2 separate regions of the Homo sapiens genome follow, and region 2 is linked to region 1. The links are chromatin contacts, found by Hi-C or POLR2A ChIA-PET in ENCODE. All regions are on one chromosome and are shown on one strand. Each heading gives the region's core, a stretch centred on a gene start or an enhancer-like site at or near the end of the contact. The rest is flanking DNA. Distances are from core to core; before and after follow the strand shown. Region 1 holds the start of MAPK1 (mitogen-activated protein kinase 1). Region 2 overlaps PPIL2 (peptidylprolyl isomerase like 2).

Region 1 (3,993 bases), core at 1,494-3,993:
TAACCGATTTGCTCTGTCTTCCTGTGGGGATGCCTAGAGTTAGAATCCCTAGATGCTGTCCATCCCCATTATCTTCTCTTACAGGATTCCATCACTTTGTTCTATATTCTTGAAAATTTTCTCATGTTTATCTTCTATATTGCTGATGTACTCTTCTGCATCAAGTCTACTTTTTTTTTTTTTTTTTTTGAGACGGAGTCTTGCTCTGTCACCCAGGTTGGAGTGCAGTGGCGTGACCTCGGCTCACTGCAAGCTCCGCCTCCCGGGTTGACGCCATTCTCCTGTCTCAGCCTCCGGAGTAGGTGGGACTACAGGCACTCGCCACCACGCCCGGCTAATTTTTTTTTTTTTTTTTTTTGTATTTTTAGTAGAGACGAGGTTTCACCATGTTAGCCAGGATGGTCTCGATCTCCTGACCTTGTGATCCGCCCATCTCGGCCTCCCAAAGTGCTGGGATTACAAGCGTGAGCCACCGCACCCGGCCTCTTTTTTTTTTTTTTTTTTGAGACGGAGTCTCACTCTGTGGCCCAGGCTGGAGTGCAGTGGCGCGATCTCAGCTCACTGTAACCTCTGCCTCCCGAGTTCAAGCAATTCTCCTGCCTCAGCCTCCCGAGTAGCTGGGACTACAGGCACACCGGCAGGCCCAGCTAATTTTTTGTATCTTAGTAGAGACGGGGTTTCACCATGTTGCCCAGGCTGGTCCCCAGTTTCTGAGCTTGGGCAATCTGCCCTCCTCCGCCTCCCAAAGTGCTGGGATTACAGGCGTGAGCCACCGCGCCCGGCCGGTTATTGTGGTTTTAATTTCATGGTACTCCATTTATCTTGGCCTGTTTTTTAAAAAAATATGCAATGTCCTCTTTTGAGAATAAGAATTAGGTATTTTCTTTTTATTATTATTATTATACTTTAAGTTTTAGGGTACATGTGCACAATGTGCTGGTTAGTTACATATGTATACATGTGCCATGCTGGTGTGCTGCACCCATTAACTCAAGAATTAGGTATTTTCTAAAATTGGGTCCTGCTTCATGGGCTAAATATATTTTGAAGGAGTAAATTTTGGCTGGAGCAGTTTATTCCTTTTCTCATGTGTCACATCCTTTTTCCCCCACAGGATTTTTTGTTTGTTTGTTTCTCTGTTTTAGAGACAGGGTATTGCTGTGTTGCCCAGGCTAGTCTTGAATTCTTGGGCCCAAGTTGGGATTACAGGCGTGAGCCACCACACCAGCTTCCACCAGAGAGTTAAACAAACAAACAAACAAAAAACTTTGTTTATTCTCCTTTGAGATTGACTAATTAATCTTTGTTGATGTCTAGAAGTCAAGAGTTGATGGTTTTAAACTTGGAAGAGTTGAACAAAGAGGATATAGGGTCTGCCGCTCTTCCTTCTCCCTCCAAACATGGCAGGGGAAAAGGTTCAGAAGCAGTGCCTGGGTCATTGTCCGTCTCGTTGTCTTAGCTTTCCTTGGTATCCACCTGCTTCAGGACTCTAATTTTTATTTTTTCAACCTCTGTTGTTTGTGACTGTTTCTTAACCTGGTGTGTCTCTTTTTCTCTAAACCTCGATGTTTTGGTTTTAGTGACTCTATCTTTGCATTTCTATTTCATTACCTGCTCTGTCAGCATTTCTGCCTATCTGTACCAATCTCGGTCTGTCTCTGAACGCAAATGTATCTCTCATGTGTTTCGACCCACCACCCCCTAATCCCTTACTCTCTGCTTTGTCCTCCTGCCTCAGCCTCCCAAGTAGCTGGGATGACAGGCGCCCACCACTGCGCCCGGCTAATTTTTGTATTTTTAGTAGAGACAGGGTTTCGCCATGTTGGCCAGGCTGGTCTTGAACTCCTGACCTCGTGATCCGCCCGCCTCGGCCTCCCAAAGTGCTAGGATTACAGGCGTGAGCCACCTCGCCCGGACTTAATTTTTGTATTTTTAGTAGAGACCTGGTCTCAAACTCCTGACCTCAAGTGATCCGCCCGCCTCGGCCTCCCAAAGTGCTGGGATGATAGGCGTGAGACACCGCGCCCTCCCTTCTGCTTTGTACTTCTTCATCGTACTTATCACAACTTGAGCATTACACGTATTTGTCTGTCTCCTCTCTCTAAAAGGTAACTTCTATAAGGGTGGATCCCCAGGAACATGGAGTGTGCTCAACAAACATCTGAACTAACCTGATTGGCGTATCCTCTCAGTGTCTCCTTTTAGTCTCGACAATTGTGTTTCACACTTTCTCAGTATGCAAATATCTTTCTCGGTCTGGGTCATGCCTTTCGGTTTCTGCCCCAGTGCAGAGGCCTCTAAGTTTATCAGCGTGTGGACCACAGATTCGCAGAGGCCTGAGCTGCGGCGCTGCCGGGATATGGCGCGTCGTCGGGCCTCAAGCACAGCCCGGGGTCCCTCGCTGGCTCTGTTCGGACCCTGCTCGGTCGCTCGCCTGGGCCCCAGCCATCTCTCACTTCAGCCCATGAGTTCTGCCCCACGTCTGTCTCCCTGGGTGTCTTAAGAGACGCGACCCGCACCGACGCCCCCGCGAATGCACCGCGAATGCACGTGACCGCGCCTAGTGGCGCCCCCTCAGTCAACGCCGTCGCAGTGCCCCTCCCGAAGCCCGCCGCTTCCGCCGGCCCGCGCGGCCCCGCCCCCAGCCGCGAGGAACCAATCCGCATGCACACTTCTTGTCCCCGCCCCGGCACCCTCCTCGGCGCGCGCCCCTCCCTCCGCCCGCCCGCCGGCCCGCCCGTCAGTCTGGCAGGCAGGCAGGCAATCGGTCCGAGTGGCTGTCGGCTCTTCAGCTCTCCCGCTCGGCGTCTTCCTTCCTCCTCCCGGTCAGCGTCGGCGGCTGCACCGGCGGCGGCGCAGTCCCTGCGGGAGGGGCGACAAGAGCTGAGCGGCGGCCGCCGAGCGTCGAGCTCAGCGCGGCGGAGGCGGCGGCGGCCCGGCAGCCAACATGGCGGCGGCGGCGGCGGCGGGCGCGGGCCCGGAGATGGTCCGCGGGCAGGTGTTCGACGTGGGGCCGCGCTACACCAACCTCTCGTACATCGGCGAGGGCGCCTACGGCATGGTGTGGTGAGTGTCCGCGACCGGCCACGCCCGGCCCCCCCACCGCCCGGGGCCGCAGCGGACGCAGCCTCGGCCTCGCCCGCGCCTCGGCCTCAGGCGCCGCGGCGACCTCGAACCCGGACTTCACCGCGGTCCGCGCGCCAGGGCTCGGGCGCGGCCCCGGGCCGGTTGAGGTTTAGGTGTTGTTGCTCGCGGTTCCCGGGCCTTCGGTCGCTCGGGAAGGGGCTCAGGGAGTGGCGCGGGGGGCGTAGGCCGGTACTAGTGGACCCTTGGCCCCGGGCGCAGCGCGGCCTTTAAAGTCTGGACCCTCGGGAAGGCAACGGAAGGGTCCCCACCCCTCAATTTGCTAGTATCATGGCCTTCTTTTGGACTTTCGATTGTAAAACTGTGAATTCCATCAGATGCTTGTCGGTGTTGGCGGCGGTGGCTGCTGAGGTCCTGAAAGCGTTTTGCCTCCGCGTGTGTGCAGAACACCGAAATAATCGTTTTTCTCTCTTCGCCTCTGTTTGCAGCCAACGGCTTTCATTAAATATCCTCAGCGGTGCTAATGGTGGTCTCCGCGCAGGCTTTCTAAAATGGATTACTGACGCCAGTGTTGGTGGCATATTTCCGTCTTGAAGTTTTTACTTCTAAGTGGATTTTAATATCGTACTGCTGGCGTTTCAGGAAGGATAAACTAACATTACTCTCTTGATTTGTTAAAGATCCGTTTAGAGTTGGGCCTAATTTGACTTTTTTTTTAGCCCCCAAGTGAGCTCTTTTACCAGCATAAATGCTCCCAGATGTTTTAGCCCAATTGCTATGGACTCCTGTTAATGATTTAGTGGTCATTATGTATGCAGCCTTAATGGAGTTCTTGCAGAATCACACGTAGACTCCCTCATCTTGATTCAGGTCCCTTAGAAAAGTGAAATGATAGTGACGGTTTTTTTT
Region 2 (3,993 bases), core at 611-3,110, 180 kb after region 1:
GGCGCCTGCCACCATGCCCGGCTAGTTTTCTGTATTTTTAGTAGAGATGGGGTTTCACCGTGTTAGCGAGGATGGTCTCGATCTCCTGACCTCGTGATCCGCCTGCCTCGGCCTCCCAAAGTGCTGGGATTATAGGCATGAGCCACCGCGCCTGGCCTCCTCCTGGAAAATCTTTAATTACAAGAATCACAAAAGGGAAAACAAAGCTGTAACAAATTAAAGTCTAATGATCTTTGAATACGGTAAAATAGGCAAACCTTTGGCAACAGTTGTCCAAGAAAGCACAAAATACTACTAGAAATAAGAAAAGAAGGCCGAGTGTGGTGGCTCATGCCTGTAATCTCGGCACTTTGGGAGGCTGAGGTGGGTGGATCACCTGAGGTCAGGAGTTGGAGACCAGCCTGGCCAACATGGTGAAACCCTGTCTCTACTAAAGTACAAAAAATTATCCTGGTGTGGTGGTGGGCGTCTGTAATCCCAGGAGAACCGCTTGAACCCAGGAGGCAGAGGTTGCAGTGAGCCGAGATCCCGCCATTGCACTCCGGCCTGGGTGACAAGAGTGAAACTCCATCTCAAAAAAAAAAAAAAAAAAAAAAAAGAGAAGGTGGCAACTGATCTGTCAGCAGTTTCACAGGCTGGTTAAGCCAAAGAGAAATAAAAAATAATAAAATGATTCCCTGCCCTGGCCCCTGCCAAACAACAAAAACAAACCACGCACCCAACCTACTTGAAAATAACCAACAGTCCTAGGCAATCCTTGGCTGAGAAGAAATTGAAAGGGAAGCTACCAACAACCAGCAAGCAGTGAAGAGGGAACATGCACCCTCAAAATGACAGACGTGGCTATCAGAAACACACATGGATTAAAGTGAGGAAGGAGGAAAAGCACCATGAAGAAGCAAAGACAGAAACTGAAAACAATTACAAACCCTTCAAAGTGAAGTGAAAACAGACAAACCCTTCAAAGACCACTAAGGGACTGAGGAATGGAAAGTGTGATTAGGCATGAGAAAAAAAGGTCAGCACAGCGAGGCCAAGAGAATACCAGCCTTCATGGAAACAAGTGCCCGTTAACCCTGAAATGAAAGCCCCAAGGAAGTGGCACGAATAGCTGCCAGCTGCCTTTGCCCAGCTGTTAAGCACAGCTGACTCGTTTGATTTTTTTTTTTTTTTCCAGACAGGGTCTCACTGCTGCCCAGGATAGAGTGCAGTGGCGCGATCCTAGCTCACTGCAGCTTTGACTTCCCAGGCTCAGATTATCCCCCCACCTCACCCTCCCAAGCAGCTGGGACTACAGGCGCACGCCACCATGCCCCGCTAATTTTTTTTATTTTTTGTAGAGATCGGGTTTTGCCATGTTGCCCAGGCTGCTCTCGAATTCCTGGGCTCAGGCAATCCACCTACCTCAGCCTCCCAAAGTGCTGGGATTACAGGTGTGAGCCACCACGCCTGGCCATCCCTGTGATTTTAACCATTCCAGGCCACAAAGCCACAGCCAGCCCTGCTCGTAACATGCAGGGGCCACACCTGTCACAGCAAAACCTGCTGGAGCCAGTCCACACAACCGAGACCACGTGTGACAGTGAGCTGGCAGAAGGCCACGGCGAAGCCACGACAGGCCAGGGTTCACCCCAGAATGCCACGGAGACACCCATCCACTCTGGCCTTGTAGTGGCCACATCCACAAATCCCGGGAGGACCAGAAAAAGGACAGAATCATCATAGTAGATGCTAACAAAGAAACCTCTAAAAAGTCAGCCACCCTCCTAAAAACAGCCCAACAACAAATGTTCTGAGAAGGCAAAACAGCGATTTCTGTGGAGCACAGCAAGATGCCCACATCCTCCTCCCCCATCAGGCCCACGGTGACGTGACGGTGACGTGACTGATGTGCACACCAGGGAAGCAGAGAGCAGACCAGCTTTTGGTGATAAGCGTGACTATCTAGAAAACCCAAAAAAATCTTAAAAACTTTTGAATTATAAGATAATTTGTTAAAGTGGCTAGATATAAAATGAACGGTAGTTTTTCTCTACATGAGCAATGATCCCCAAAAGTTGGGAAAAAAAAAGTCCATTTACAAAAGTATCATAAACTATAAAAAATCCTTAAGAGGTTGCTTTATCCCGGAAGTCACAGGACCCATGTGAAGAAAACGATTGAAAGACTGAAACATAACATCAGGCCACTGTCTGGGGATGGAAAGGGCACCTCTGTTCTTCCACAATACAGGCATCCGGCCCCTGTGTGCATGGCCCTGCTGGCCCCCCATCCCCTGCCTCCTGCCACCAGACTGCACACTGCTCCCCACATGCACCAGGGCCAGACCTCCTGTGTCTCTCCAGGCGCCTCTCCCTGTGCAGCCTGTGCCCTGCACAACCCCTCCCACACGCTGACCTCCCCCAGCACTGCCTGGCCACAGGCACCCACACGAATGCCTGGTCCCTGTCAAGAAGCCCTTCTGGACCTCCAGTAATTCCCGACTTCTGGTCTCTCGAGGACACACCCGGTGCGGGCAGCTCTCCCTGCTGACTCACTCTGGGGACCCCCTTTTGAACGCAGGTGCACATGCTTGGCCTAGGTGTGCCGTACACCGTCTGGGTATGATTCAGAACCAGCACACCCTTCAGAGAGGGCCAAGAGGAAGAACCCGCAGAGAGTGCCGGCTCACCTCCCAGGCCACCCCAGCAAGCCCAGCTGACTCACAATTGAGACCTGTTGCTGTTGGGCCCGGAGTTGGCCATGCTGAGGATGCCGCGGCCCGTGTGCGAGAGGTTGGGCCGGAACTCGTCTTTGAAGGGCTTCCCCCAGTATGACTCCCCACCTGGAAGAGAAAGGCCCATGGGAGCAGGAAAGCCTGGGCCCCAGCCGAGGCAGAACTAGAAACCTCAGAGTCCCGAGGGGCATCAGGGCCTTGCTGAGCCCAGCCTGGGGCAGGGGCACTTGATAGGGAGGCTCCCAGCCCCACGCCACCAACTCCTGGGTCCCTTGGAGCCCCCACGCCTCCAAACAGGCAGGCTGCTGCCCACTCACCCCAGCCCCGCCTGGGGCCTGCCCCGGGACAGGGATTAAAGAGTCAAGGCCACCATCATCATCACTCAAGCTATGGGAATACAGAGGTTGGGGGATCTGGACCCAAGCAGCTGCCAGGCTGAGGGGCTTGGAGAGGCTGCAGGAGGGAGGGCTGGCCTCAGTCTGAGGCAGACCCCAGGGGCCCAGGGAAGAGACCACACACTCTTGCCTCCTCTACCATGCAGGCCTCACAGCCACCTGGAAATGAGAAAACTGAGGGCCAGGCCTGAGGGGGCACAGCACTGATGGCTGCCAGTCGTTCCACCCTGGTCTAGCAGATTCCATGTCTGAGCTGTGCACAACCCCTGCCCAGCTACCCCCTCATGCCCCACGGAGCAGCCAAAGTGCCCAGAGAGGGGCCCAGCACCAGTACCTACCCGTGCCTGTGCCTGTGGGGTCGCCCCCTTGGATCTGTGAAAACAAAAGCCAGTGAGCAAGTCACACTCTGAGACCCGAGGCCCACCGCCTGCCTGACTGAAGGACACCCCTCCTGCCAGATGGCTCCACACAGGGGCTGGGCTCTTGGTGATAATGAGGGGCCCTCCCAGCCACCTCCCTTTGTGAACCCAGTTCTGGATGGGCTGGGGCCTCAAGGGTCAGTCTATGGGTTCCCCAACAGAGGATCACCAACTGGACTCATCCTGGCCACCGTGGGATGGGCCAGGGCCCTGGGATGGGGCAGGGACAAGCCCACCCAGCCCCCGATGTCCCACCAAGCTCATCTGTGCAGCCAGTGACTCTCGTCACTCACCACAAAGTTCCGGATGGATCTGTGGAAGATGGTGCCATCGTAATAATGCTTCTTGCAAAGCCTGATGAAGTTTTCGCAGGTTTTTGGTGTCTGCAACATAGCCCCAATACTTGTATGAAGCAGAGAGCTGCCAAAGGCAGCTCACCACAGCCACAGGAGGCTTTTTTTTT

What was found. A loop is a pair of places that touch in the nucleus more often than their neighbours do. ChIA-PET counts read pairs that join two places held with the same protein, here RNA polymerase II (POLR2A). Pooled maps may share reads with other maps.
Region 2: a loop to region 1 is called in a pooled map, with 2.7 times the contacts of the local background. The contact joins the enhancer-like site here to the promoter of MAPK1 in region 1. A Hi-C loop is called at or near these places in 1 of 50 pooled maps. POLR2A ChIA-PET finds 5 or more read pairs at or near these places in 5 of 52 experiments (BJ, H1, K562 and 2 more).

What each region holds. Positions count from the first base shown.
Region 1 is chr22:21,866,395-21,870,387 of GRCh38, reverse strand. It overlaps MAPK1 (mitogen-activated protein kinase 1), which reads left to right and starts at 2,743. Exons shown (of 9, transcript NM_002745.5): 1 at 2,743-3,066. The coding sequence starts at 2,948. RefSeq lists a silencer at 2,573-2,812.
Region 2 is chr22:21,687,563-21,691,555 of GRCh38, reverse strand. It overlaps PPIL2 (peptidylprolyl isomerase like 2), which reads right to left. Exons shown (of 20, transcript NM_014337.4): 13 at 3,824-3,913; 14 at 3,450-3,483; 15 at 2,707-2,824. Among named protein-coding and RNA genes, the nearest start is that of PPIL2, 24 kb to the right of the region's middle. RefSeq lists enhancers at 1,138-1,247, 2,513-2,562. Within about 2 kb of position 1,860, at least 4 of the 41 ENCODE cell types and tissues checked have a DNase peak (open chromatin) inside an H3K27ac peak, as active enhancers do.